3 separate regions of the Homo sapiens genome follow, and all the other regions are linked to region 1. A link is a loop called in an ENCODE intact Hi-C map of the cell type or tissue named here. Cell type or tissue: Calu3. All regions are shown on one strand. Links, peaks and the distances in the headings refer to the core of each region. The heading gives the core; the rest is flanking DNA. Region 1 overlaps DOCK3 (dedicator of cytokinesis 3). Region 2 overlaps DOCK3 (dedicator of cytokinesis 3). Region 3 overlaps DOCK3 (dedicator of cytokinesis 3).

Region 1 (10,400 bases), core at 2,022-7,021:
GATGATGACAGCTTTGGAGGGACATGTTCTGATGGAATAGGGGATGACAGGTTGTATTGGTGGGAACTGAGTGTGCCCTAAACTCCAATAGATGGAGCAGCTAGGCAGAGAACCTGTGAGGAGAGGGGCGGATATGAGGCCAGGTTCTGGGTGGCAGGAAGGCTCAGCACTTAGTATTACTCTCTGTTAAAATTAACTCAGATCTCCGTGTCTGAGGTCTGAGTCTGCTTCTTCCATCGGCTTGCAGAAGCAGAACACAGGGTAAAATGCCCACTCTCTAAACAGCCACAGGTCTAAGGAGGATTGCTCAGTCTCACAGTATGGTTGGTGGCCTTGCAATAAAAGATGGATTCACAGCAGCTGCTGGCCAGAGTGGCTACAGAAGGACCGGACTCCTTTGGGGCACCCTGGGCTTCACTTGGAGAAGCCTGTCTTTGGGAAATAGCATGTCTTTCCCCTTCCTCTTGGGGCTTGTTTGGCCACGGCCTGTTCTGAGCTCCAAGGAAAGATCCCTGAGGGCCCAAGCTGAGAGGGACCAAAGGGGCCACAAGGCCTGCTGAATTCTGGGGGTGGCTGGGAGGAGTCTAGGGAAGTAGTTTTCTACAGTTTGCACACAGAAGCCCAAGTTTCCATAAAGGTGGGCTCAGGGCAGGAGGCAGTTGGGACCTCTGAGGGTAGGCCCTGAGGAAGGAGGGATACAGGATATAAACCTTAGCATCAAGTCAGACATGGGTTAAATAGTGAGCACAAGAACTGGTCAGAATTCTGGACAGACGGACAGACCTGAGTGTTGAAGTATGGCTTAGCCCTGGCCAGCTGGTACTCAGGGACAAGAGTCAGACACTCAGGATGGGGACAGACATGGGGGGAAGGCCACCTGGGCAACAATACCTTTTTCAGCCACAGACAGATTGGGATCACTGCAGGGTTTGCAGGCTCCGACCACTTGCTGGAACAGGGCTCGCTGGAAATTCGGCGGCTGAAGGAAGGAGATAAACATTACAGAGAGTGAAAACAACCAATTATATCTTGGGAGGCAGTGTTGTGGGCGACGAGAGACAGGACACTACAAGATCAGACGGGGAAAACAAAGCAGTGGCACAGCTCACACTTGAGATATACTGAGACCCCCAGGCCAGCCCTAGGAAAGACTGTCCAGGGTGTCTGGTTCTCAGTGCTTCTATACACAATATTTGCAATACCATCCTCCAGTATCTGGCTAGGACCCAGCTGTCTTATGTAGGGCCCAAGAAACAGAACATAGCTACCTGGGAGCATCTGTTTGCATCCTTTTGTCTGGCTAGAGAGATCCCCACTTCCCCATGAGCACTGACAGGTTTAGCCTCCTGGAGAGGCCCTGCACAGGCCCATGCTAGCACTGAAGGCAGAGGAAAGGACAGTATCAAGCCTAGAGTCACAGACAGGACTTGCTGTTTTAATGGGCAGCTGCCAAGCAGATCTCATCCCTCTACCTGGCAGAGCCAATCAGGCACAGGGAGGTACCACTAAGAAACTCCTGGCATTCTGAGGCTAGGTAATGGTCACTGAGAGGTGACTTTTATGGACCCTGATAGAAGGGCAGGGACAGACTGCCCAAGGGAGGGAGTTAATCCCTACAGCTTCTTGTTCAAGGTCCCCAGGCAGAGCATTTGGAGAGCTGTGCAAATGGCATGTAGAACAGCCCCAGCAGGTAGTGAGGGACTTCAGTTGGATGGATGAATAAAAGAGGCAGAGTTTGTTCCAGTGAGGATGCCCCACAAATAGGGAGGAAGAACATCTTCCAGACCAATGTGTCCACCACTGCCTTCTCAGAACAGGCTGCAAAGAACCAATTACCTTTGCTAGACTGTTTAGGGATGACGAGTCCAGGATCTGGCGGGAAGGACAGATAGCTACATGAGCAATGCTGGTTCCAATGGTGGTTCCTGCCACCATTCTACTCACGCCTACACTCTGTCTGGATTGCTGGTCCTCAGGTTCACTGCACTCCACATCCAGAAGCCCAGCGGCCTTTTGCGGGATCTTACAGCGGAATGAGAGAGCCATGTAGGACAATGCAGAAGGCCCCGCAAATGCAAGGAGGGAAGCACAGGCTAACACACTTGCAGCAGAGGACAGTCAGTGTGGTGGGTCTATTACCTGTCCGTTCTCCAGGATGGCTGCTGGATACATGGCACTGCTTGGGCGGTCCCGGTATGTGGGCAGCAACAACATCATTTCACGGGCATGGCGGTACTTATCTGGCAGAGAGGGAGAGCCTGTAACCAAGTGAGAACAATCAAGCACAGATGACAAGCCACAGATGGAGGGTCCAGCAGTCAAGCATCCTCAGGACTAGGGAACCAGGGTAGGTGTCCCTTACAGTTAGGGTGAGGATGAACTCAGCAAGCACAGGAGGAATGAAGCAGAGTCTGGTTGTTAGATGGTGGCAGTGGCTGCACCTCATGTCCCAGCCAAGGCTGACATACAGCAGGCTGGTGAGATGCAGATCCGCTGACAGAGTCCCCACCATGCTCAGAAGCAGAGGGTGAGGAGAGTTAAGAACTGGAGCAGGGTGGCTAGGGGCTCCCTGCATCAAGCACTATCAGGAAATGGGTGTGGCCTGTATGCTGGGCTCTCCTGGGGTCCAGGCATGGGAACAGGCCAGCTTGCAATGGAGACACTCACACAGAGACAGAGACACTCAGATAACATAGCCACACTGTTATTACTTGACATACTGTGTCTTTACGCACTTACCTTCTCCTGACACCACTGGCCCTGTTCTCACCTGGCTCCCTACCGACTTTTCTCAGAGGCTTCTCCCTTCCAGATTCTAGGTCCCAGCACCTGGCCTCTGCCTTCCTGCCAGTCCTACTGCAGCCCTAGAGCCAGGCTGGCTGGGGGCCAGGGCTCTGCACACAGGTTGCTCTCCGGGGTTTTGCTCTGTGACACTTGCCCTTCCGTGAACTCAGGGTTCATGGAACTAATGTGGAAATTATGGGGCTTTAACTCAGGCTCTTTAGTTGACTTGATTCATGTTCTACTCCTGTGAGGCCTCTGCAGTGATTTCCCCTAGTCTGAGGGACTGTTATGGAGGCCACACCATGCCACATGTGGTGTGACTCTGTCCCCATGGATTCAGACCATAGCCGTAGGTCCAGGAACTTGTCAACCCATGGTCCTTAAGAAGATCTTCCACAGAAGCAATAAGAGTAACTTGCTGGCTTTCCTGGGGGAATGGGTAATTTGGAAGGCCCTCCAAATGTGCTCATTGTACCAGATACCAGCATATCCATGAGAAACCACTGGGGGAATCGGAGCCCTCACAGGAGGATCACCTGGATCTCAAGCCTCTGCCTGGCTCTATTGGTTGAAACCCCTCTCTGGGGTGTCCTCTGAGTGAAGTTGGGTAGTTTAGACCAACCCATGGGCTCCAGCTGAATCTGCAGCTGGGGTCAATCTGCAGCTCCTAGAGGCTCTGTGTCTCTGGAACTCAGGGTCTCTGGGGCTTTCCTTTGAGTGTGCAGTGCCAGCACTGTCAGGACACAGCTAAAAATACGTCTTCTTCAGCCAGCTTGCCAAAGGAGTCCTTGAGAAATTCCTCTTGTATTCATTTCAGTCCAAGAAGATGAGGCTAAAATACTTTGAAGAAGTCAGCGTAATAAATACCAGTAATGTAACTTTTTCCACAGTTGGTCTGAGTGATCCTGTTTGTAGAACCTCAGGGCTGGCTTTAAGACCCAGTCATTAAAAAATGTCCTTTCACTTGTAAGAGAATGACTAAAATATGATTTTTAAAACTCGACCTGAATTGCTATTTTGTGATTTTACTGGTTTCTATGTTCTCTTTTAGAACCTGTACTCTTAGGCAACCTCAAGAAGATGGCTATGTAAAGAGAAATGAAAAAAGCACCTATTCTCACTGACCAATATAGTGCTTTCCCAGCAAGAAACTCTCAGAATGCTTCCTGAGCATTGCAGCCCACAGCTCTAGACAGGACTACTCTCTGTTCAGTATGCACCGGAAAACACACAGCACCTTTAGACCAACTCAGTAACATCAAACCCATATCTAATGCCCATTCCACACCAAGCATGTGATTGGAACCTGGTATACTGTCTTGCTCAGGTTGTCCGTGGTCTCTCACCTCGTGGAGCTCACAGCCTGGCTCATAAAGAAAACCCCACATCTGCATACTCAATATCCTGATCCGTGTGAGGGGGTTAGGATGGAGATATAGCAGCCTGAAGGCTGTAGCCAGGGCTCAGGGGCTCTGCTGAAGATTCAGACTCATGTTATGGTGGTCTCTCTGGGCTATGGTGGCCACAAAGGGGTGCTCTGTGCCACCACTAAAATTTTTAACTCTACCACTTCACTTCCCTCCCCCTGCCCTCTGCCCTGGGCAGCCAATCCCATGGTAGGAGAAGGTGATGGTTACTTTTCATGAAAACATTTGAACAACACAAGGGTTTCTGTGTTCATGGGACTTCTGAATTATGTGAGTTGTAGTCTAGTAAACCCCAGTGTCAACGAATTACTTAAGGATTATTCAAAATCCCTGTTTCCTAGCTCCAATCAGCCTTTTGATCAGCAGGGGGAGCTGTCAACTCACAAGAGTTTAGGTGAAAAAAGCACCTATTCTCATTGACCGATACAGTGCTTTCCCAGCAAGAAACTCTCAGAATGCTTCCTGAGCATTGCAGCCCACAGCTCTAGACAGGACTACTCTCTGTTCAGTATGCACCGAAAAACACACAGCACCTTTAGACCAACTCAGTAACATCAAACCCATATCTAATGCCCATTCCACACCAAGCATGTGATTGGAACCTTGTATACTGTCTTGCTCAGGTTGTCCGTGGTCTCTCACCTCATGGAGCTCACAGCCTGGCTCATAAAGAAAACCCCACATCTGCATACTCAATATCCTGATCCGTGTGAGGGGCCTTGCAGGCCATTCCTCTCAGACATTTCCAAAGCAACAGGAATCACAGCAGTGTCCATGGGTATGGCAAGGAAGACCACTGGTCTCATGACCACTCTTGGGAGTGGGGGAAGTAACCCCAATGCAAAGGCTTCCCTCAAGATCACCTTTACGAAAGCTTTCCCCTCCCTGGTAATACCAAACACAAACTTCAAACAGAGTGGACTGTTTCCTCCCTTCTTTGCCCAGAGTGTATCTACTACAACATCTATTACATACATTTGAAAGTATCAGTCTTTCTCTATGATGCCATGTCACACAGACCCTTCTATTTTGTCTCCCAGGGCCTAACACTGTGCTTGATAGATGTAGGACCTGCACCTTTCTCCAGATGAGCCTGCACATGGATGGTATGGAAGTTGTGGTCTAGAAGGGACTTGCTTTCTTTCTTACTGCCTCTGATCTTGTCACTGTTCTCTTTGGGCCCAGTTCTGTTTAACCATTTTGTTTATTTTTGCACTTAATGTTTACCCCCAAAAGGGAAGGGGCTTCTCTCAGCCTTCCTCTGTGTGATATTCTGGAGTTTGGCCATTGTGACAGCTCATCTCCAAAAATGGTGACCATCAACACCTTCTGTCCCAAAACACACACACCATTCCTTACAACATGAGGTGTAATCTCATTCCTCTTTCTGGTATCTGGGTTGACATTAGTGACTTGAGGAGACTAGAAACGTGGGGACTTCCTGGGACATCCAAGGCTGGGTAAAAACGAGCCTTGAGGCTTCTTCCTGGGTCTCTTGGAATGCTTTCTCTGGGGAAAATCAGCTGCCATGCTGTGAGAAGCCTAAGTCACATGGAAAGGTCATATGTAGGAGCTCAAGTTGACAGCCCCAGTCGCACCCCAAGCTGACCACCAGCATCAATTGCCAGCCATGTATGTGAGCCATCTCGAATATCTAGCCCACCTGAGCTTTTAGATGATTCCAGCCAGTGACATCTGACACCAAGTGAGAATTGCTCAGTGAGCCCTGTAAACCCACAGAATAAGAGATGATAATAGATTGTTTTAAGAAGTTTTGGGGGTGGCTTATTATGCAGCAACAGATAACCAAGCCATTTGAAGTAAAAATGAGTTATTTCCAGACAAGAAGATAATTTCTCTCTATTCAGCACTGACATAGTGCACCACCTGCCCCCGTGGCAAGAGCCATGCAGGTTCCTCACTGAGCATTCAGTAAAAGCTTGATAAGTGAATAAATCAGTCAACGGCTGGAAGGAAAAGGTGGTAACCGCCAGCCTGTGAGGTCCCCAAGAGCAGGGCCTGCTTATTCCTCCTCTTTCTTCTTTTCAGGACACTAAGTATCTGGAACAGCCTAGAGGAAGTGTCTGACCAATGTCAGAGTGCATTTGAGTTCAAATGTCCATCCTTGGTTGCCTTCTGTGTTTATCAATCATCATGATTCAGAGATCTGTCCTCAGCAAGAATACCAGATAAAGTCTTAGATATGTCAGAACATATCTTAGAGACGCTTTAGGTTAGGGAAAAAAACAAAACCAGAAGGGATTACAGAAACTGTTTCTGCAGCTCTATTCAGGACTATTTACCTGAAGACACTATAAATGCCAACCTTGACTGTGGCACTCATGGCTCAGGGTTTCTTTTCTTTTTATTCCCAAGGCCGTCTTTCAGTGTGCCTTCTTGATAACACATATCACTGCTCCTTCTCTATGTCTGCAGCTTTCACATACTGACAAATCTTCAGCATGCACCGATCTTTTGGTTCATTTGTCCTATTTAGTACTAGAAATGTCTGCTTTCAAATGCTGGCTCCCCTTTTCTGACCTCAGAGTCCATGCTAGGGAGGCAATATGGGCAGTGGAATGGGCATGAGAGTGAGGGCTGGTGAGTGTAAAGATCTGTGCCCCAAACTTAGCTTGGCTGTGAACTGGCTAGGTGGCCTTAATTCCCTTGCCCTGGAAATGAGGGCTTGGTCTGAATACTTCAGGTGAAGTCTGACTGTGCCTGCTGCAACCTTACTCCACTTCCCTCTACAATCTGCCAAGGCTTTTCCCAGGTGGTCACTGCATCTTTTCACTGTGCCATACAGCAGTCACTCCTACTGTGGGCTTCTCTCCATCACTCCTACTGTGGGCTTCTCTCCATCACTCCTACTGTGGGCTTCATGGGTTTGTGTGCTTTAGAGAGCTTCTTTTCTTAATGACTTCCCAAGTCATACATTTGTGCTATTACACCAATCAGACGTAGATTTTCACATAGTCCCATATTTCTTGGGGGCTTTGTTCATTTCTTTTTACTCTTTTTTCTCTAAACTTCTCTTTTCGCTTCATTTTCATTCATTTGATCTTCAATCACTGATACCCTTTCTTCCAGTTGATCGAATCGGCTACTGAAGCTTGTGCATGCATCACGTCACTCTCATGCCATGGTTTTCAGCTCCATCAGGTCATTTAAGGACTTCTCTACACTGTTTATTCTAGTTAGCCATTCATCTACTCTTTTTTCAAGGTTTTTAGCTTCTTTGCAATGGGTTCAAACATCCTCCTTTAGCTCGGATAAGTTTGTCATTACCGATCATCTGAAGCCTTCTTCTCTCAACTTGTCAAAGTCATTCTCCATCCAGCTTTGTTCCATTGCTGGCGAGGAGCTGCGTTCCTTTGGAGGAGAAGTGCTCTGATTTTTAGAATTTTCAGCTTTTCTGCTTTGGTTTCTCCCCATCTTTGTGGTTTTATCTACCTTTGGTCTTTGATAATGGTGACGTACAGATGGGGTTTTTGTGTGCATGTCCTTTCTGTTTGTTAGTTTTCCTTCTAACAGTCAGGACCCTCAGCTGCAGGTCTGTTGGAGTTTGATGGAGGTCCACTCCAGACCCTGTTTGCCTGGGTATCAACAGTGGACGCTGCAGAACAGCAAATGTTGCTTTCTGATCCTTCACTCTGGAAGCTTTGTCTCAGAGGGGCACCCTGCCATATGAGGTGTCAGTCGCCCCCTACTGGGAGGTGCCTCCCAGTTAGGCTCCTGAGGGTTCAGGGACCCACTTGAGGAGGCAGTCTGTCCGTTCTCAGATCTTAAACTCCATGCTGGGAGAACCACTACTCTCTTCAAAGCTGTCAGACAGGGACGTTTAAGTCTGCAGAAGTTTCTGCTGCCTTTTGTTCAGCTATGCCCTGCCCCCAGAGGTGGAGGCTACAGAGGCAGGCAGCCCTCCTTGAGCTGCAGTGGGCTCCACCCAGTTCGAGCTTCCCAGCCGCTTTGTTTACCTACTCAAGCCTCAGCAATGGCGGATGCCCCTCCCACAGCCTCACTGCCTCCTTGCAGTTCAATCTCAGACTGCTGTGCTAGCAGTGAGAGAGGCTCCATGGGTGTGGGATCCCCTGAGTCAGGCGCAGGATATAATCTCCTGGTGAGCCCTTTGCTAAGGCCACTGGAAAAGCGCAGTATTAGGGTGGGAGTGTCCCGATTTTCCAGGTACCATCTGTCACGGCTTCCCTTTGCTAGGAAAGGTAACTCCCCGACCCCTTGCATTTCCTGGGTGAGGCAATGCCCCGCCCTGCTCCGTGGGCTGCACCCAGTGTCTGACAAGCCCCTGTGAAATGAACCCAGTACCTCAGTTGGAAATGCAGAAATCACCTGTCTTCTGTGTCAGTCACACTGGGAGCTGCAGACTCGTTGTGTTCCTATTCATGATGGGGAGAATGGAACCAAATTGGAAAACACTCTTCAGGATATTATCCAGGAGAACTTCCCCAACCTACCGAGGCAGGCCAACATTCAAATTCAGGAAATACAGAGAACACCACAAAGATATTCCTCAAGAAGAGCAACTCCAAGACACATAATTGTCAGATTCACCAAAGTTGAAACGAAGGAAAAAATGTTGAGGGCCACCAGAGAGAAAGGTCAGGTTACCCACAAAGGGAAGCCCATCAGACTAACAGCAGATCTCTCAGCAGAAACTCTACAAGCCAGAAGAGAGTGGGGGCCAATATTCAACATTCTTAAAGAAAAGAATTTTTAACCCAGAATTTCATATCCAGCCAAACTAAGCTTCATAAGTGAAGGAGAAATAAAATCCTTTACAGACAAACAAATGCTGAGAGATTTTGTCACCACCAGGCCTACCTTACAAGAGCTCCTGAAGGAAGCACTAAACATGGAAAGGAACAACCGGTACCAGCCACTGCAAAAACATGCCAAATTGTAAACACCATCAACGCTACAAAGAAACTGCATCAACTAACGAGCAAAATAACCAGCTAACATCATAATGACAGGATCAAATTCACACATAACAATATTAACCTTAAATGTAAATGGGCTAACTGCTCCAGTTAAAAGACACAGACTGGCAAATTGGATAAAGAGTCAAGACCCATCAGTGTGCTGTATTCAGGAGACCCATCTCAAATGCAGAAACACACATAGGCTCAAAAGAAAGGGATGGAGGAAGATCTACCAAGCAAATGGAAAACAAAAAAAAAGCAGGGATTGCAATCCTCGTCTCTGATAAAACAGACTTTAAACCAACAAAGATCAAAAGAGATAAAGAAGGCCATTACATAACGGTAAAGGGATCAATTCAACAAGAAGAGCTAACTATCCTAAATATATATGCATCCAATACAGGAGCACCCAGATTCATAAAGCAAGTCCTTAGAGACCTACAAATAGACTTAGACCCCCACACAATAACAATGGGAGACTTTAACAGCCCACTGTTAATACTAGACAGATCAATGAGACAGAAAGTTAACAAGAATATCCAGGAATTGAACTCAGCTCTGCACCAAACGGACCTAATAGACATCTACAGAACTCTCCACCCCAAATCAACAGAATATACATTCTTCTCAGCACTACACCACACCTATTCCAAAATTGACCACATAATTGGAAGTAAAGCACTCCTCAGGAAATGTAAAAGAAAAGAAATTATAACAAACGGTGCCTCAGACCACAGTGCAATCAAACTAGAACTCAGGATTAAGAAACTCACTCAAAACCACTCAACTACATGGAAACTGAACAACCTGCTCCTGAATGACTACTGGGTACATAACGAAATGAAGGCAGAAATAAAGATATTCTTTGAAACCAATGAGAACAAAGACACAACATACCAGAATCTCTGGGACACATTTAAAGCAGTGTGTAGAAGGAAATTTATAGCACTAAATACCCACAAGAGAAAGCAGGAAAGATCTAAAATTGACACCCTAACATCACAATTAAAAGAACTAGAGAAGCAAGAGCAAACACATTCAAAAGCTAGCAGAAGGCAAGAAATAACTAAGATCAGAGCAGAACTGAAGGAGATAGAGATACAAAAAACCCTTCAAAAATAAATGAATCCAGGAGCTGGTTTTTTTTGAAAAGATAAACAAAATTGATAGACCACTAGCAAGACTAATAAAGAAGAAAAGAGAGAAGAATCAAATAGATGCAATAAAAAATGATAAAGGGGATATCACC
Region 2 (10,400 bases), core at 1,783-6,782, 100 kb after region 1:
ACATAAATATTAAGAAAATTTTTCTGAAGTGTTTGTGTGAAGCAGCAAGTACATGCAGAGATATTAGAAATAAAGTATGTCAGTGAGAGCAGTCTGCTGTTCCCCTTCCCATATATTTTGAAAGCATTTTCTTTCTTTTTTTTTTTTTTTTGAGACAGAGTCTCACTCTGTCGCCCAGGCTGGAGTGCGGTGGCGTGATCTCGGCTCACTGCAAATTCTGCCTCCTGGGTTCACGCCATTCTCCTGCCTCAGCTTCCTGAGTAGCTGGGACTACAGGCGCCCACCACCATGCCTGGCTAAATTTTGTATTTTTAGTAGAGACAGGGTTTCACCATGTTAGCCAGGATGTCTCGATCTCCTGATGTCATGATCCACACACCTTGGCCTCCCAAAGTGCTGGGATTACAGGCGTGAGCCACCGTGCCCGGCCAAAAGCATTTTCTTTAAGCAGTGCACAAAGCTCAAGTGTGTACAGTGGCCTTCAGTGACAGTGTGCCCCAAACCATTAATAAAATCTTCAGTATAGGAGCTGGAGAAGAGAGAACTGTTTACCAGCATAAACAGTTCCTGGTGGAAAAAAGATGACTTTCTTGGTGGCAGCTTTACTACTACTAGCAATATCATACGCTGGCAGAGCTAAGTCAAAGGGAACATCTATTTAGTATTACAAATGTGTGTAGCAGTGGGCTGAGAAATTTTTGTTCTTACACATTAAAAGTCAAACCTGGCCGGGCGCGGTGTCTCACACCTGTAATCCCAGCACTTTGGGAGGCTGAGGCGGGTGGATCATGAGGTCAGGAATTCGAGACCAGCCTGGCCAATATGGTGAAACCCCGTCTCTACTAAAAATACAAAAAAAAAAAAAAAAATTAGCCAGGCATGGTGGTGCATGCCTGTAGTCCCAACTACTTGGGAGGCTGAGGCAGGAGAATCATTTCAACCTGGGAGGCGGAGGCTGCGGTGAGCTGAGATCATGCCACTGGACTCTAGCCTGGGCAACAGAGCGAGACTCCGTCTCAAAAAAAAAAAAAAGTCAAACCTAAAAAATTAACCACCAAAAATTATAAAAATTCTAATAATTGTTTTGCTGGTGTTTCAGATTTATTTCTGTGCCTCAGAAGTTTATCCTAGCACAGTGATATTATTCTTAAAGAATCAGGCTCATATTGATCTTAATATATGGCCATTGAGCATTTGGTTGTCCCTGCAAGGCAGAACTTGATCACATATGATGTGTCTTCAGGAATAAAACCAGAAGTTCTTTGTGAAAGACAGACTAGGCTGCTAGTATATTAGATTGTCCTGACCCCTTGGGGAGCATAAAGAGCTCCCTGTCCATTTCTCTCTCTAATCCTTGTTGGTTCTCCAAAGACTGGAAAGGTATCGAATGGTATGGCAAGGAAACAAGAAAGCACAGGGTCCTCAGGGCCCCTTTCAGGGCCTTTTTTTTTTTTTTTTTTTCCTGAGACAGTCTCGCTCTGTTGCTCAGGCTTGAGTACAATGGCGTGATCTTGGCTTACTGCCACCTCCGCCTCCTGGGTTCGAGCAATTCTCCTGCCTCAGACTCCTGAGTAGCTGGGATTACAGGTGCCTGCCACCATGCCTAGCTAATTTTTTGTATTTTCAGTAGAGATAGGGTTTCACCCTGTTTGCCAGGCTAGTCTTGAACTCCTGACCTCAAGTGATCTGTAGGGCCTCTTTTATTTTCTTGGCTTATCCTTATTTCCTTGAGATAGTCCCTTCTCTTTTCCTCTCCTTCCTTTCCTGAGGGTATAGCAGGCTCTGTTCTTGGAAGCTGTGGGCCTGGAGGCAGGGCCCTCATGAACAAGATTAGCGACCTTTTAAAAAAAAAGACCCCAGAGAGCTGCCTTGCCCCTTCTGCTATGTGAGAACACAGAGAGAAGACAGCTGTCTATGAACCAGGAAGTGGGCCTCACCAGACATTGAATCTACTGGTGCTTTGATCTTAGACTTCCTAACCTCCAGAACTATGAGAAAGTTTGCTGTTTACATGCCACCCAGTCTATGGTATTCTGTTACAGTAGCCTGAATGGACTCAGCACCACCCCAGTGACATGCCCCTATGTGTGGATTCCTAGGAATAAACTGTGAGTAAGGCAGTAGGCCTAGGTCTTGGCTGCATTCTCTATTATAGTTTATCAAAAAATTCTGTATCTTAAGGGTTACTGGTTTCTTGCATAATCGTTGAGGAAACTGATCCTTTGATTATCACTTTGCTATCACCCCTGGAAGGAAGGAGGACACCCCTGGAAGGAAGGAGGACTCTCATCCCAACTTGATTTACCTGAGAAAGAAAACAGGCGGCTATCCACTGTCCTGGCAATGGACTGCAGCTTGACCACGTCCATTGACTGCCCAATGTGCACAGTGCTGGGCATGCTCCCCAGTGTCCCTCTCACAAACTCTGCCACCTCTTGCACGGTGAACATTTGCAGAAGCTCATCAAAGATGGTTGGGAAAGAATTGAGGAGTGCAGCCTGCAGAAGCAAATGAAGCTGTGGTTAGCACAGAGTTAGGGTGTGTGTCTATCTTTCATGCTCAGACAATGATACAAGGTGGTGAGAGGCTGAGAAGGCACTGTAGCATCTCTGCCTTCGGTGGGCTCCTCCCTGGCCACTGACTACAGCACTCAGGCATGGAGCAAGAAAAACCAAAAAGGAAACCAAAACAAGATAATTTACTGGGATCCAGGCAATTGGAGGCTTTCATAACTTGCATATAGCATTTGCTGGCAAGAGAATGGGGTATAAAGAAAAATCTGCTCAATGTGGCTTAAGATCCACAGTTGTTTTTGTTCATAAAATGGATTTAGATTTTTGTTTGTCTCTATGATCAAGTTCTTAACTTTCCAATTTTGGTTCCAAACTCAAGAAAGTATGGCAGAGAGAGCTGAGTTCCTTCAAGCAGCACCAGCTGAACTCTGCTCACAGCCCTGCAGCCAGTGATCCAGTTCTGAGAGCTGTACCATTTCCCCAGAATAGAGATTCTCATTTGCAACCATGAAATATGAAGACTTCATAAATTATTTTCTTCATAAGTGATGCCTGGTAGTCTCAAGAGTAAATTCAAGAGGATGGGAAATGTGTGTATTTAGTTAGCCATAAACTCTTGAGGACTGTTGACGTGGGCTTAGAGTTCAGCCACCTAAACACCCAAGCAAGGGGAGTGGGAGTGTGCATGTTAGGCTTTTCTTCTAGGATGTAAGCTCTGGCAGACCATAAGGTAGTTTCTTGAGAACAATCTGATAATAGAACAGTTCCACAGCCTTTGGGAGGCAGAGCACTATAGGAAAAAGAGAATGGGTTTTGGAATTAGACACGAGTTCAAATCCAAGCTTTACCGCTTACCTGACACACAAACTTTGGCAAGTTACTGCCTAATTCTCTGTTTCCCCATCTATAAAATGGGGATGATGCTATTACTTATGTCTTGATACTGGTATGAGGGAAATTTTTACATAAAGTTTCTAGTAGAGTGCCTGGAACACAATAGGCCTTTGATACATGCTGGTTCTTATTATTTTCTCTTGTCTAAGTGGAAGCAGCATGAAGACTTTTCACTTCTCAGTCCCCTTATGCCATTAACTCAGGATTTACAAAGAGAAATGGAGTGCCATCTTGAGACAAAAAGGTGAGAATGCACCCTTCCCAAATGGCAGGCTGGGGAGGGAAGGCTGTTTTCTTGACTGCTCCATCAGGCAACAGACACTGGCTTAGAGTGAGTGAAAATTTATGCCATGGAAAACAGGCTTGTGCTGTGGTCTTTATTCAGGCCAGGCCCAATTGGAGAACTTATATGAATTCTATCTGCAGATTTATAACTCCCTGGAATATCAAGGAGATTGTTTTGCAGTAATTAGAATCAGAACAAAACATATCATTGGCAGCTTAGATATAAAAGACAAAGCAGTGGTAAAGTAGGTGCTTTATAATCAATAACAAACAGTAACTCATTTGCTCTCTTAAATGGTAAAATATCCTGTACTTAGACACCAGGACAGAAGGACTCTCACACCCTGACATCTTCTAGTGGTCATAATCAAAGATATAAAGTCTAACTGAATAATATACATATATATATTATGTATATATATGCATATATATGTATATTATTATATGTATATTATTATACGTATAAATAAATATATATATATAGAGAGAGAGAGAGAGAGACAGTGAGAGAGAGAGAGAGAGAGAGTTGTGAAACTCAGGAAACATGAGCCTTGCACCAAAGAAGAAGGTCTGATTCTCACACAGGTCTTAGCCGAGACCAGATCTAAGCTATTTATCTTGATGTAGTAGGAGTGTGCCACTCAGTACAGGGCATTATTGTGTTACAAAGTTCCCAGAAAGCATATCTGCATTGCTTTGCTAGCTACCTCTAATCTCTCCATATTTTGGCTGTGGGAGGGGAATCAAAAAGGAAGATGAGCAGCTTAAGGTACTTAGAAGGGGAGATCACAGGTGTCTTTCTTACAGAAGCACCTGGAAGCCTTCAGGTACTCCCTTATAGAGTTCCTTATAGACTCCCTTATAGAGTCCACTCCCTTACAGAGTCAAGGAAGCCTTAAGGTACTCCCAGTTGATCACCTGTCCTCTGGGCTGAGAAACCTATAGGCAACTGGTATCAAGAGGCAACACAGAGGCAAGCGGAAAACAAAAAAGTAGACTATTTTAATCTTAAATGAGGCAGAGTTTAAATATATACTTGGGCTAACAATATACCTGGCAGTGACTGAATGACTGGACATGAGAGAGGCTGTCTGATCTTTGCTGACAGGTTTTGGTGTAATATTTAGCTTCAAAAAGTTGAAGAACTATACACTATTACATAAAAATTCTGACATTCATTTGTAAGGAAAAATATCTCCCTTTTGACTGGGGTAATGAATTCTTGATTTGTTCTAGGGTAAGGCTGTGTGGAAAGGTAACAGATTAGCTGGCCAGGCAGTTTTGTTTGTTTTTGAGACAGAGTTTCACTCTGTTGCCCAGGCTGGAGTGCAGTGGTGCAATCACAGCTCACTGTAGCCTTAACTTCTTGGGCTCAGGTGATTGGTCAGGTAGTTTTAATATAAGAAAGCAAATTTTCTTCCCATACTGATATTTCTAATATTGAATCTAATCTAATCTTTTTTTGAAGTTTTAATTATTTATTATACTTTAAGCTCTGGGATACATGTGCAGAATGTGCAGGTTTGTTACATAAGTATACACGTGCCATGGTGGTGTGCTGCACCCATCAACCCATCATCTACATTAGGTATTTCTCCTAATGCTATCCCTCCCCTAGTCCCCCGACCCCCAACAGGCCCAGGTGTGTAATGTTCCCCTCCCTGTGTCCATGTGTTCTCATTGTTTACCTCCCACTTATGAATGAGAACATGTGGTGTTTGGTTTTCTGTTCCTGTGTTAGTTGACTGAGAATGATGGTTTCCAGCTTCATCCATGTCCCTGCAAAGGACATAAACTCATCCTTTTTTATGGCTGCATAGTATTCCATGGTGTATATGTGCCACATTTTCTTTATCTAGTCTATGACTGATGGGCATTTGGGTTGGTTCCAAATCTTTGCTATTGTCAACAGTGCTGCAATAAACGTATGTGTGTGGCTGGGCGCGGTGGCTCATGCGTGTAATCCCAGCACTTTGGGAGGCTGGGGCAGGTGGATCACCTGAGGTCAGGAGTTCGAGACTAGCCTGGCAAACAGGATGAAACCCCATTTCTAATAAAAAATGAAAAAATTAGCTGAACATGGTGGCATGCGCCTGTAATCCCAGCTAGTCAGGAGGCTGAGGCAGGAGAATCACTTGAACACGGGAGGTGGAGGTCGCAGTGAGCTGGGATCGCTCCATTGCACTCCAGCTTGGGCAACAAGAGTGAAACTCCATCTCAAAAAAAAAAAAAAAAGAAAGAAAAAAACCATACGTGCGCATGTGTCTTTATAGTAGAATGATTTATAATCCCTTGGGTTTATAGCCAGAAATGGGATCGCTGGGTCACATGTATTTCTAGTTCTAGATCCTTGAGGAATCACCACACTGTCTTCCACAATGGTTGAACTAATTTACACTTCCACCAACAGTGTAAAAGCATTCCTATTTCTCCACATCCTCTCCAGCATCTGTTGTATCCTAACTTTTTAATGATCGCCATTCTAACTAGTGTGAGATGGTATCTCATTGTGGTTTTGATTTGCATTTCTCTAATGACCAGTGATGATGAGCTTTTTTTCATATGTTGGTTGGCTGCATAAATGTCTTCTTTTGAGAAGTGTCTGTTCATATCCTTCGCCCACTTTTTGATGGTTTTTTCTTGTAAATTTGTTTAAGTTCTTTGTAGATTTTGGATATTAGCCGTTTGTCAGATGGATAGATGGCAAAAATTTTCTCCTATTCTATAGCTTGCCTGTTCACTCTGATGATAGCTTCTTTTGCTGTGCAGAAGCTCTTTAGTTTAATCAGATTCCATTTGTCAATTTTGGCTTTTGATGCCACTGCTTTTGGTGTTTTAGTCATGAAATCTTTGCCTATGCCTATGTCCTGAATGGTATTGCCTAGATTTTCTTGTAGGGTTGTTATGGTTTTAGGTCTTATGTTTAAGTCTTTAATACATCTTGAGTTAATTTTTGTATAAGGTGTAAGGAAGGGGTCCAGTTTCAATTTTCTGCATATGGCTAGCCAGTTTGCCAACACCATTTATTAAATAGGGAATCCTTTCCCCATTGCTTCTTTTGTCAGGTTTGTCAAAGATCAGATGATTGTAGATGTGTGGTGTTATTTCTGAGGCCTCTGTTCTGTTCCATTCGTCTATATATCTGTTTTGGTACCAGTACCATACTGTTTTGGTTACTGTAGCCTTGTAGTATAGTTTGAAGTCAGGTAGTATAATGCCTCCAGCTTTGTTCCTTTGGCTTAGGATTGACTTGGCAATGCGGGCTCTTTTTTGGTTCCATATGAACTTTAAAGTAGTTTTTTCTAATTCTGTGAAGAAAGTCAGTGGTAGCTTGATGGGGATGGCATTGACTCTATAAATTACTTTGGGCAGTATGGCCATTTTCACGATATTGATTCTTCCTATCCATGAGCATGGGATGTTTTTCCATTTGTCTGTGTCCTCTCTTATTTCCTTGAGCAGTGGTTTGTAGTTCTCCTTCAAGAGTTCCTTCATATCCCTTCTAAGTTGTATTCCTAGGTATTTTATTATCTTTGTAGCAATTGTAAAGGGGCGTTCACTCATGATTTGGCTCTCTGTTTGTCTATTATTGGTGTATAGGAATGCTTTTTGTATCCTGAGACTTTGCTGAAGTTGCTTATCAGCTTAAGGAGATTTGGGGCTGAGACAATGGGGTTTTCTAAATATATAATCATGTCATCTGTAAACAGAGACAATTTCACTTCCTCTCTTCCTATTTGAATGCCCTTTATTTTTTTCTCTTGCCTGACTGCCCTGGCCAGAACTTCCAATACTATGTTGAATAGGAGTGTGAGAGAGGGCATCCTTGTCTTGTGCTGGTTTTCAAAGGGAACATTTCCAGCTTTTACCCATTCAGTATATTGGCTGTGGGTTTGTCATAAATAGCTCTTATTACTTTGAGATACGTCCCATCAATACCTAGTTTATTGAGAGTTTTTAGCATGAAGTGATGTTGAATTTTATTGAAGGCCTTTTCTGCATCTATTGAGATAATAAAGTAGTTTTTGTCATTGGTTCTGTTTATGTGATGGATTACATTTATTTTTTTGTGTAGGTTGAACCAGCCTTACATCCCAGGGATGAAGCTGACTTGATTGTGGTGGATAAGCTTTTTGATGTGCTGCTGGATTCGGTTTGCCAGTATTTTATTGAGGATTTTCGCATCAATGTTCATCAGGGATAGTGGCCTGAAATTTTCTGTTTTTGTTGTGTCCCTGCCAGGTTTGGTATCAGGATGATGCTGGATTCATAAAATGAGTTCGGGAGGAGTCCCTCTTTTTCTATTGTTTGGAATAGTTTCAGAAGGAATGGTATCACCTCTTCTTTGTACCTCTGGTAGAATTTGGCTGTGAATCCGTCTGGTCCTGGGATTTTTTTGGTTGTACGCTGCTAATTTCTACCTCAATTTCAGATCTTATTATTGGTCTATTCAGGGGTTCAACTTCTTCCTGGTTTAGTCTTGGGATGGCGCATGTGTCCAGGAATTTATAAATTTCTTCCAGAGTTTCTAGTTTATTTGCACAGAGGTGTTTATAGTATTCTCTGATGGTAGTTTCTATTTCTGTGGGATCAGTGGTGATTGCCCCTTTATCACATTTTTTGTTGTGTCTATTTGATTCTTCTCTCTTTTCTTCATTAGTCTGGCTAGCAGTCTATCTATTTTGTTAATCTTTTCAAAAAACCAGCTTCCAGATTAATTAATTTTTTCAAGGATTCTTTGTGTCTCTGTTCTGATCTAAGTTATTTATTTATTTATTTATTTATTTATTTTTTGAGACTGAGTCTCGCTCTGTCACCCAGGCTGGAGTGTGGTGGCGCGATCTTGGCTCACTGCAAGCCCCGCCTCCCAGGTTCAGGCCATTCTCCTGCCTCAGCCTCCCTAGTAGCTGGGACTACACGTAACCGCCACCATGCCCGGCTAATTTTTTGTATTTTTAGTAGAGACGGGGTTTCACCGTGTTGGCCAGGATGGTCTTGATCTCCTGACCTCATGATCTGCCCGCCTCAGCCTCCCAAAGTGCTGGGATTACAGGTGTGAGCCACCAAGCCCGGCTAGTTATTTCTTGTCTTCTGTTAGCTTTTGAATTTGTATGCTCTTGCTTCTCTAGTTCTTTTAACTGTGATGTTTGGGTGTCAATTTTAGATATTTCCCGCTTTCTCCTGTGGGCATTTAGTGCTATAAATTTCTCTCTAAACACTGCTTTAGCTGTGTCCCAGAGGTTCTGGTATGTTGTGTCTTTGTTCTCATTGGTTTCAAAGAACCTCTGCCTTAATTTCGTTATGTACCCAGTAGTCATTCAGGAGCAGGTTGTTCAGTTTCCATGTAGTTGTGTGGTTTTGAGTGAGTTTCTTAATCCTGAGTTCTAATTTGATTGTACTGTGGTCTGAGAGACTGTTATGATTTCTGTTCTTCTGCATTTGCCGAAGAGTGTTTTACTTCCAATTATGTGGTCAGTTTTAGAATATGTGCAATGTGGTGCTGAGAAGAATGTATATTCTGTTGATTTGGGGAGGAGAGTTCTGCAGATGTCTATCAGGTCTACTCGGTCCAGAGCTGATTTCAAGTTCTGAATATCCTTGTCAATTTTCTGTCTCACTGATCTAATACTGAGAGTGGGATGTTAAAGTCTCCCACTATTATTCTGTGGGAGTCTAAGTCTCTTTATTGGACTCTAAGAACTTGCTCTATGAACCTGGGTGCTCCTCTAATGGGTGCATATATATTTTGGATAATTAGCACTTCTTGTTGCATTGATCCCTTTACCATTATGTAATATCCTTGACTTTTATGATCTTTGTTGGTTTAAAGTCTGTTTTATCAGATACTAGGATTGCAACCCATGCTTTTTTTGGTTTTCCATTTGCTTGGTAAATAGTCCTCCATCCCTGTATTTTGAGCCTATGTGTGTCTTTGCATGTGAGATGGGTCTCCTGAATACAACACACTGATGGGTCTTGACTCTTTATCCAATTTGCCAGTCTGTGTCTTTTAATTGGGGCATTTAGCCCATTTACATTTAAGGTTAATATAGTTATGTGTGAATTTCATCCTGTCATTATGATGCTAGCTGGTTATTTTGCCCGTTAGTTGATGCAGTTTCTTCATAGTGTCGATGATCCTTATAATTTGGTATGTTTTTGCAGTGGCTGGTACCGGTTTTTCCTTTCCATATTTAGTGCTTCCTTCAGGAGCTCTTGTAAGGCAGGCCTGGTGGTGACAAAATCTCTCAGCATTTGCTTGTCTGTAAAAGATTTTATTTCTCCTTCACTTATGAAGCTTAGTGTGGCTGGATATGAAATTCTGGGTTGAAAATTCTTTTCTTTAAGAATGTTGAATATTGGCCCCCACTCTCTTCTGGTTTGTAGGGTTTCTGCAGAGAAATCTGCTCTTAGTCTGATGGGCTTCTCTTTGTGGGTAACCTGACCTTTCTCTCTGGCTGCCTTTAACATATTTTCCTTCATTTCAATCTTGGTGATTCTGACGATTATGTGTCTTGGGGCTGCTCTTCTCGAGGAGTATCTTTGTGGTGTTCTCTGTATTTCCTGAATTTGAATGTTGGCCTGTCTTGCTAGGTTGAGGAAGTTCTCCTGGATAATATCCTGAAGAGTGTTTTCCAACTTGGTTCCATTCTCCCTGTCACTTTCAGGTACACCAATCAAACATAGGTTTGGTCTTTTCACATAGTC
Region 3 (10,400 bases), core at 2,989-7,988, 270 kb after region 1:
CAGCCTCTATGTCTTCCCTCCATTTGCTTGCAATGTCTTCCCTCTGAAGATGTGCTAGGAGTGCAACCATCTTCCCAATGTCGGGATGTCAGTGGGAAATGTTCTTCTGGCTCCATCTAATTGGCCATCTTGGAGCAGGAGTCTGTGTCTGGCTTCTTTCACACAACATAATGCTTTCAAGATTCATTCATGTTGCTGTATCAATACTTCATTCTTTATGGTTAAGTAGTATTCCATTATATATAGATACAATGTATGTATATAGATACAATTATTTATCAATTCTCCTGTTGATATGTGATTTGTTTCCAATTTTTGGCTATGATGAACAAAGCTTCAATGAACATTCTTGTTTGTCTTTTTTATGGGCACATGTCTTGTTTCTCTTGGGTATACACCTAGGAGCAGAACTGCTGAAACAGAGTAGGCATATGCTTAACTTTATTAGAAACTATTTAAACTTCAGACCCAACCTCTGCACATTATCTGTGCACTATGAGATCCTCACCATTGGAGGGATGATTTGATATTTAAAGATGACTATGCCAGGCCCCTCCTTAAAATTCAATCATGTTCTTTATCATCTTCTTTATACATAAGGCCCAAGACCCTTAGTTGGCACAGAACACTCTTTTCCCTCATCTCTGATTTCACCATTCATACTATAACAACATCAAATGCTTGTGGTGCTTCCTGCCACTGCTTATTTCCCAAGTCTTTATTCACACTCTCTCCTTTGCTTGGAATACCTTCTGCCCCTCACTGCAAAGATTAGTAGGAGTACTCATGCTTTCCCATTATCTCTTCCAGAAAACTTTTCCTAACCCTCAGGAATAAATGGGAAATTCTCATTAGCTAGGTGCGGTGGTGTACACCCGTAGTCCCGCTACTCAGGAGGCTGGGGTTGGAGGATTACTTGAGCCTAGGAGGTTAACGCTGCAATGAGCTGTGATTCTACCACTTCACTCCAGCCTGGGAGACAGAGCAAGACCCTGTCTCAAAAATATTAAAAACATTTTAAAAATTAAAAAAGTAATGGGAAATCCTCCTAGACGTTCTGACAATACCCTGAGCAACTCTTCATTGTTGTTTATATATTTTTCTCAGATTATAAGTGTTTACTAAAGTAAATCTGGGAATTACTTAAAAGCAAAAGCAGAAAGCTATAATTGTCCACAATCCCACTAAAATTGTTCACTCAGAGGCAATCATAATCACTGTTAACATTTTCATATAAAGCCATTTTACTGCTGCCACTGGTCCAAACCCAATCTCTCCTGATATTATTATATTAAGTCTCCCAACTGGTCTTGTTTTTGCCTGCATTTCCCACAATTCACTGTCAACATGGCTACTACAGTGAACAGGTTAAAACCCAAGTCAGAACATGTCCCTCTTCCCCTCAGAAACCTTCAATGGTCCCCATTTCACTTAAAGTAAAATCCAAAGCATTTACAATAGCCTTCAAAACCCCACAGTTCTCTACCACTCCCTCGCCAAGGCCAGACATTTGTTTCTCTGACTTCACGGTCTACTTTGTCCTATGTCCTTGTTCGTTTTGTTCCAATGACACTGGTATCCTTGCTGTCCTCAGGCTCATGCTTCTGCCTGAGAGCTTCTGAAGTTGCTGTGGTTCCCTGTACATGGAAACTTCTTTTCCAAAATATTCACCTGATTGTTGCCCCAATTCTTTTAGGTCTTTACTCAATTGTCATCCTCTGAGTAAAACTCCCTCCTCATTTATCCTATCAAAAATTTCCCCTATCCCATGTTCTAGCTCCCTTCTCTGCTTTATTTTTCTAATACATATAATATCTGTATATAAATAATTGAACATGTCGCATATTTTACTTACTCATCCTGTTTTTTGTCTGCTTCTCCCTCATCCCCCATTATGGGTAGAAATATTGCTGTCTAGCTCCCTAGTATATCCCCAGGACATTAGAACAGGGCTCATCCCATTGTGTAGTTGGATAAGTGAATATCCTCCCAGTTTTTTTTCTCCTTGAGCACAAACATAGCTCAGGAAGCTCACAGAGTCCAACTTGGCCAAAGAAATGTATCCTTCCTTTGTACACATAAGGCAATAGATTTATATTAAGTCCTTGAAGGCAGAGGTATTTTACTAGTTTTCACTGATATCTGGGACTTAGAATAGGACCTGGCACATTGTAGGCACTAAATAGAGTCAACCTGCTTTAAGCATTTGGAGAATTGTTTTGAACCTTCTATGAGACTATTGCACATGGCTTAAGTATCTTGGGAGTAGCTTATCAATTTTTTGAGGGTAGATTTATTAGAAATGACAGAAAGTAATTCAGGGCTAAGTTTGGTAAAGGTAGATAATCAAGAAAGGTAAAATGATTTTTGTTGAATAAACAGGACGACAATAAGGCTCATTTTCCTGTGCCATTTATAAACTAGCTTTGCTTTCACTTTTTGAGATGCTAGAATTTATCTCTTCTGTTCTATTCCCTTTTTTGTGCATGAGCATGTCACCTACTTTGCTCTGTAGTCTCATTGTAGCACAGGCTCTCATTGTAGCACAGCTCTTGGGCCTGCACCACCATTGGTTTAGTACATCTGCTATATATTTCTCTCCATTCTATGTCTTGGGGTGCTGAAATATTTATATTTTCCATTAGAGCCCCTTGAAAGAAAAAGATATCGTTTTATATATTTAGGTTCAAAACTTAATAGCAACAAGCAGGTAGACATTTAATAAAGAGTTTTACAATTTTGATTTGAAGAGTCCATATAAAGTGTATTGTGGCTTTCCTGCAGTGGGAGGGGAATAGTAGTTTTAATGACAATTGAGTTCAAGGTAAACAACTGGCAGAATCTATTTCCAAGGGAGTCTCTGTTCTAAATGTGCTCAGAGGGAAACATATTTGGAGCATTCCTTCTCAGAAACCAGCAGCCATATCTCTAGATGCCATTAGAAGTTTACACATCAACAAAATATTTTCCCTTTTCTAACCAAGAACTGATTTTTAAAAACTCATAATTGTATATATTTTATATTTGAAATTCTAAATTTCTATTTTTCTCTCATACCATTTAACCTTTTCTAATGAGTCATAATTATTGGACTCCTGGTTCCCATGCACTGCAAAGGAGCCATCTCGTCTCAGGGCTTCCTTTTGTTTGTGCTATTTCTACAACACTATTTCTTCTGTTCTTTTGTAGCTGATTTCTAGTTACCCTAACAACAGCCACACAGCTTACTCCATGGACAGCAAGTATACATATATGTCACTCAATTTTCCATTCTCTCTCATGAGTCTCCAGACTTTGTTTTTAAACATCATTTAGCACATTCCTCAAAATATAAACCCTGATATACTGATCCAGACTTTGTTTTTAAACACCATTTAGCACATTCCTCAAAATACAAATCCTGACATACTGATTGATTTGCTGACAGAATCCAGTACCTTGTGTTCTTCACTTCCATGTGAAGATTAAAATATCCAGTTTTTAAAATCTTGCTCTGTCTTGAGATGATCTTTAATAAATCCTGATCTACAGCCAGGCAGATATTTTACATTGCTTTGTAAATGTAAAAGTAGAGAAAATAATCCTCAGTTTATGAATAAATGCTCTGGCTCTGACAGAAACACCTCCGGTCACTAGAAGTCTGTGTCCAGAGACCCTCAATGATTGTAACTCCAAAGACACCAGCCACAGGCCTTACAGTTGAGCTGTTTCTCCAAGTACCACGTTTTCAGATAAACACAAATTAGTTAAAATTTCCCCAGCTAAATATATTTTAATGACAACAAAACTTTTTAAAAGAAGTTCAAGAAAGGTAACAAACTTCAAGCTTGTATTTTCTTTGATTCCTTCATATTTTCCTTTATCCCCAACTCTGGAAAAGCTTTAGTGGTACTTTGCAAATGTGAGATTTAGCCAAGTGGATGCTGGGATCAGAGGGGAAGTGACTGTCTGTTTAAATCATGCTTTCTGTGAGCCTGGCTTTGAGGCAGGAGTAGAAATGGGAGAAAGCCTAGAATGCCTTAATCTGAATTCAGCTGGATTCTACACGAAGCCTTTTTTGCAACTATAGATTTAATGCTGGAACTCCATCTTGAGAGTTTATAATAAGTCATTTGTTCATTTGATAAATGTTACCAGCTCATAGCAGGCTCTGTAACATTTTTGCTTACATTAGTAATATTCTAAGGAAAAGGAACAGAGGGAGGAATTAGTGTGTACATATTATGGCTATTTTCTAGTTTTCACTGTAAGTTGAAAAACATCTTCAAAAGTTTACCACCACTTTGTTCACAATGGAGTATCATTCTACCACAAGTTATCTATTTTCCTTTTCAGCATCCTGATGATCTCTACCGCCTTGCAATTTTCTAAGAAAGACTAAGCCGAGGCCGGGCGCGGTGGCTCACGCCTGTAATCCCAGAACTTTGGGAGGCCGAGGCAGGTGGATCATGAGGTCAGGAGATCGAGACCATCCTGGCTAACAAGGTGAAACCCTGTCTCTACTAAAAATACAAAAAATTAGCCGGGCGCGGTGGCGGGCGCCTGTAGTCCCAGCTACTCGGGAGGCTGAGGCAGGAGAATGGCGTGAACCCGGGAAGCGGAGCTTGCAGTGAGCCGAGATTGCGCCACTGCAGTCCGCAGTCCGGCCTGGGCGACAGAGTGAGACTCCGTCTCAAAAAAAAAAAAAAAAAAGAAAGACTAAGCCGAGCATGGTAGCTCATGCCCATAATCCCAGCATTTTGGGAGGCAGAGGTGGGAGAATCGCTTGAGGCCAAGAGTTCGAGATCAGTCTGGGCAACATAGCAAGATGTCATCTCTACAAAAAAAAAAAAATTTTTTTTTAATTAGCCAGGCGTGGTGGCGTGCACCTGTAGTCCAAGCTATTCAGCAGGCTGAGGCAGGAGAATCACTTGAGCCCAGGAAACTGAGGCTGCAGTGAGCCATGATTGTGCCATTGTACTCCAGCCTGAGCAACAGGGCAAGATCCTATCTCAAAAAAAAAAAAAAGATAAATTAAATTTAGCTATTGCTTTGTTGAAGTAACTAATTTTTCTGGTTATCCCATAACTTTGGATTTTATCCTGGACCTTGTAAATGTTACATTGTAGAGAATCTGAATTCTGCTATATTCTGAAGAGAATTAGTATTTTTGTTTTAATGGTGAATTAACTTGATTAGACTTAATCTATAATCTCCATTTCTCCTGTGGTGGGTCAAATCACAGTTTTCTTTTAGCCTTTGTTGCTAGCTGCTTTGCGTCTGCCTTGGATACGCATGGTTCAGAGGTGAGCCAGTGACATGGGTAGAGCTCATACATAGAATTTGAGATTCCCATTTCCTGCTCTCTTCTCTCCAGAACTCCCTCTGGTGGCCATACTTGCCCCAGGTTCCATCTCTTGGTTCCTCAGGCTAAAAATATGGCAGGCTTTCTAATGGAGTTTCAGACACTCTATACTATGCTAGGACTACAGCTCACTTTCAGATCAAAACCACAAAAAACAGAAAATTCACCTCATGTTGATCTTTTTCTCCAACTTTTTACTGCCTTACAATATCTGCCTGCTTTATTCATTTGGCAGCACCGTCAGGTAGTTTTTGGATTTTGCTCAGTGTTAACTGTAGGAGGGCCAGACTGTCAGGGGCTTACTCCACCATACCAGAAACAAAATAAGCACAGCTTTACCTTTAGAAGATAGCCAGAATCCAAGCCACCATCGTCTGTCATCTGGTCACTGTAAAGGCTTTCTTTCTTTCTTTATCTAGTTTTTTTTATTTATCCTTAAGTAAATAAGGGTGACATGGCTGCCAGTAATTTGATCCCTTGGCTCCACCTCATTAATTTAGAAATCATTTAGAGATCAAAGGATGAGAGGATGGGACAAATTAAGTCTCTTCCCTGGAAGGTAGCCCCACAGTAGGTGTACCTTCTCAGTAAGGCCTACCCTGACAATCTTATTTAGCACAGCAAATCTCCCTTATGCTTTACTTTTTCTATTCCATAACACTTATCCCTTCAAATATGATACAATTTACTTATTTCTATTTACTGTCTGTCCCTACTATGTAAGCTTCATGAGAACATGGATTTTTGTGTGTTTTATCCACTGCCATATTACTAGAGCCTATAACAGCACAAGCACATAGCAGGTGTAAAAATAAACATTTGGTGCATAAATAAATGACTTTACCAAACACTGTAACTTCTACCTCTGATCTCACTTAATTCTCCACATTCCTCTCCTCACAGAGGATTTTTTTGATATGTGAGACGCATCAGTCATTCTGCTCTACTTTGTCCTACGTATTTTTAGGCAGAGAAGAAGTCAAATTTCTTGTAAACAATGTGAAACTTTCTAAAGAACCTGATCTTTTCTTTCACTGTTGTTATCCAGACTCTGTAGGATGATACATTAAAAATTTTCCACAGCCTAACAGTTAGACTCAGAACATAATGAAGGATGGCATATACAGAACAGCAGTTTCTGATCTTATTTTCAGATGAAAAAGGCAGGTTTAACCACAGGCCAAAGTATATATCTAAAGTAAAAGTTTCACTGTGTCTATCTCTCAAAAGACTTTCACTTTAATGCTTCCGAGTAAGAGCTGATGTGTTGGGCATATATGTAGAAGCATGTCAAGACAGTCTGACCACTAGTATGAAATATATTTAGCTTTAAACCCTATTTGAATTCATTCTGTCTATATTTTCAGTTTTGAGTTATGCAACAAAATATACTGATGAAAAACTTAGCAGGGCAACAGGATTATAAAGTTTCACTTAAACATCCATTTGTTGGCCTCCTCATCCATAGGGCACAGAAATCATTAGCTTTCTTTGTGGATGTGTGAGAAAGAGAAAGAAAAAGAGAGAATACTATTAATTTCTCTAGCCCCTCGTAATTTTTAGGGAATTTAAGTATACTGACAATGACAGACCAGAGAGCAGGGTAGAAAAAGAAAGTGATGTTAACAGTTACCAGAGACAAGGTACCAGCTCCTCTCTTATTTCTGCTGGAACTCACAGAAAATCTTTGCGAAAATGTTGGTTAGTGAGCTGGAGTCTATGTCCTGGACCAAGTTAAGACAGGCTAGACTATACGATGGGGCCTAGGGTCGAAGGACCAAGACTAAATTGCAGGTCTATTAGTGGACTGCCTAAATCCTGCAGATAAGCTCTAGCTGCATTACATACATAACCTCTTTTGCAGAGGGAAACAAAATTGTTTGCTTTAATAAAAAAGTGCTCGCCCATCATTTTAAAATAAAATTTATCTCCAGGGTCCCCTAAGATTTTCACAGAGGCAGATTATCTCATTTGGGTAGAATGCTTGACTCTCAGGGAGAGCCCTCTATTTCAATTATAGAAGCAACTGATTTTCAAGAAAAAGTTTAGTTTATGCAAGGTATCCTGAATGCTGAAAAAACTCCAAGAGAGTAAGAATGGGACTTTGGGCCAGGCACAGTGGCTCACACCTGTAATCCCAACATTTTGGGAGGCCAAGGCAGGCAGATCACGAGGTCAGGAGTTCAAGATTAGCCTGGCAAACATGGTGAAACCCCATTTCTAATAAAAATACAAAAATTAGATGGGCATGGTGGTGGGCACCTGTAATCCCAGCTGCTCGGGAGGCTGAGGCAGGAGAACAGCTTGAAACCGGAAGGCGGATGTTACAGTGAGCTGAGATCGCATCACTGCACTCCAGTCTGGGCAAAAGAGCAAAACTCCGATCGGTGGCTGGCAAGATGGTCAAATAGGAACAGATCTGGTCTGCAGCTCCCAGCGAGATCAACGCAGAAGGCAGATGATTTCTGCATTTCCAATTGAGGTACCCAGCTCATCTCATTGGGGCTGGTTAGACAGTGGGTATAGCCCATGGAGGGTGAGCTGAAGCAGGGTTGGGCATTGGCTCACCAGGGAAGCACAAGGAGTCAGGGAACTCCCTCCCCTAGCCAAGGAAAGCCGTGAGGGACTGTGCCATGAGGGACAGTGCACTCTGGCCCAGATACTACGCTTTCCCCACGGTCTTCGCAACTCATAGACCAGGAGATTCCCTCAGGTGCCTACGCCACCAGGGCCCTGGATTTCAAGCACAAAACTAGGCGGCCGTTTGGGCAGACACCAAGCTAGCTGCAGGAGTTTTATTTTCATACCCCAGTGGCGCCTGGAGCGCCAGTGAGGTGAGACAGAACCGTTCACTCTCCTGGAAAGGGGACTGAAGCCAGGGAGCCAAGTGGTCTAGCTCAGCAGATCCCACCCCCATGGAGCCCTGGAAGCTAAGATTCACAGACTTGAAATTCTCGCTACCAGCAGAGCACTCTGAATTCAACCTGGGATGCTGGAGCTTGGTAAGGGGAGGGCCAGCCACCATTACTGAGGCTTGAGTAGACAGTTTTCCTGTCACAATGTAAACAAAGCCACCTGGAAGTTCGAACTGGGTGGAGCCCACTGCGCTCCTCAAAGCCTCTGTAGCCAGACTGCCTCTCTAGATTCCTCCACTCTGGGAAGGGCATCTATGAAAGAAACTCAGCAACCCCAGTCAGGGCCTTACAGAACAAACTCCCATCTCCCTGGGACAGAGCACCTGGGGGAAGGGGTGGCTGTGGGCACAGCTTCAGCAGACTTAAATGCTCCTGCCTGTGAATCTGAAGACAGCAACGGATCTCCCAACACAGCGCTTGAGCTCTGCTGAGGGACAGACTGTCTCCTCAAGTGGGTCCCTGATCCCTGTGCCTCCTGACTGGGAGACACCTCCCAGCAGGGGTCGACAGACACCTCATACAGGAGAGCTCTGGCTGGCATCTGGTGGGTGCCCCTCTGGGACGAAGCTTCCAGAGGAAGGAACATTGCTGTTCTGCAGCTTCCGCTGGTGATACCCAGGCAAACAGGGTCTAGAAAGGACCTCCTGCAAACTCCAGCAGACCTGGAAAGCTAACAAACAGAAAGAAATAGCATCAACGTCAACAAAAAGGATGTCCACACAGAAACCCTATCCGGAGGTCACCAACATCAAAGATCAAAGGTAGATAAATCCACGAAGATGAGGAAAACCCAGTGCAAAAAGGCTGAAAATTCCAAAAACCGGAACGCCTCTTCTCCAAAGGATCACAACTCCTCACCAGCAAGGCAACAAAACTGGATAGAGAATGAGTTTGGTGAATTGACAGAAGTAGGCTTCAGAAGGTGGGTAATAACAAACTCCTCCAAGCTAAAGGAGCATGTTCTAACCCAATGCAAGGAAGCTAAGAACCTTGAAAAAGATTAGAGGAATTGCTAACTACAATAACCAGTTTAGAGAAGAACATAAATGACCTGATGGGGCAGAAAAACACAGCACAGCTTCACTTCGTGAAGCATACACAAGTATCAATAGCCGAATTGATCAAGTGGAAGAAAGGATATCAGAGACTGAAGATCAACTTAATGAAATAAAGTGTGAAGAAAAGATTAGAGAAAAAAAAAAGAAAAGAAAAGGAATGAACAAAAGCCTCCAAGAAATATGGGACTATGTGAAAAAACCAAACCTATGTTTGATTGGTGTACCTGAAAGTGACGGGGAGAATGGAACCAAGTTGGAAAACACTCTTCAGGATATTATGCAGGAGAACTTCCCCAACCTAGTAAGAAAGGCCAACATTCAAATTCAGGAAATATAGAGAACACCACAAAGATACTCCTTGAGAAGAGCAACCCCAAGACACAAGAGCAACCCCAAGACACATAATCGTCAGATTCACCAAGGTTGAGATGAAGAAAAAAATGTTAAAGGCAACCAGAGGAAAAGGTCGGGTTACCCACAAAGGGAAGCCCATCAGACTAACAGTGGATCTCTCTGCAGAAGCTTTACAAGCCAGAGAGCGTGGGGGCCAATAGTCAACATTCTTTTTTTTTTTTTTTTGCCAGAGAGCATGGGGGCCAATAGTCAACATTCTTTTTTTTTTTTTTTTTTTTTTTTTGCTAACCTTATTTATGTCACTTAAGGATTGACATTTGAAAAGAATGAGAGAATGAAGGGTGTTAGTTTAATGAGCATGAAATGTTTTATATGCTGTTATAAGAATTGAGAGAGCTTTTGAGTATTACCTTTCTCCACTAAAAGTTGGGTAAGATGGGGTGAAAAGCTTTAAAACAAATAACAGGTAAAATTAGATAAAGTAATCTGTATAACCAGAAGATAAAGATCAAATGTAAATGTTAAAAGGGCTGCATTTTGCACTAGACAATGCAAATTCCACCATCAAGTTGGTATTAAGAAACTGGGAGATTCTGGATTCTGGTGTTGTCAGTTCCAGGCTTTTTTAATACCCCAAGGAGGGCTGTGGTTGAAGCTCTAGTCAACATTCTTAAAGAATTTTCAACCCAGAATTTTATATCCAGCCACACTAAGCTTCATAAGCAAAAG

The links. A loop is a pair of places that touch in the nucleus more often than their neighbours do. Peaks named below come from ENCODE experiments on the same cell type or tissue, not always from the same donor. Only the 100,000 strongest peaks of a DNase experiment are listed, where the experiment ranks them.
Region 2: it touches region 1 in a loop (18-fold over the local background); 10 of 110 quality-filtered maps call a loop at or near these places.
Region 3: it touches region 1 in a loop (17-fold over the local background); 39 of 110 quality-filtered maps call a loop at or near these places.

The regions. Positions count from the first base shown.
Region 1 is chr3:51,366,327-51,376,726 of GRCh38, reverse strand. It overlaps DOCK3 (dedicator of cytokinesis 3), which reads right to left. Exons shown (of 53, transcript NM_004947.5): 50 at 2,140-2,258; 51 at 892-979. Among named protein-coding and RNA genes, the nearest start is that of MANF, 14 kb to the left of the region's middle. In Calu3, for the core only: no CTCF peak of the experiment used is centred there; a DNase peak (open chromatin) is centred at 4,576.
Region 2 is chr3:51,262,913-51,273,312 of GRCh38, reverse strand. DOCK3 (dedicator of cytokinesis 3) reads right to left here. Exons shown (of 53, transcript NM_004947.5): 24 at 2,306-2,498. Among named protein-coding and RNA genes, the nearest start is that of MANF, 120 kb to the left of the region's middle. In Calu3, for the core only: no CTCF peak of the experiment used is centred there; no DNase peak of the experiment used is centred there.
Region 3 is chr3:51,095,406-51,105,805 of GRCh38, reverse strand. All of the region lies in intron 9 of DOCK3 (dedicator of cytokinesis 3), which reads right to left. Among named protein-coding and RNA genes, the nearest start is that of MANF, 280 kb to the left of the region's middle. In Calu3, for the core only: a CTCF peak has its summit at 5,341 (motif pointing left); a DNase peak (open chromatin) is centred at 5,345.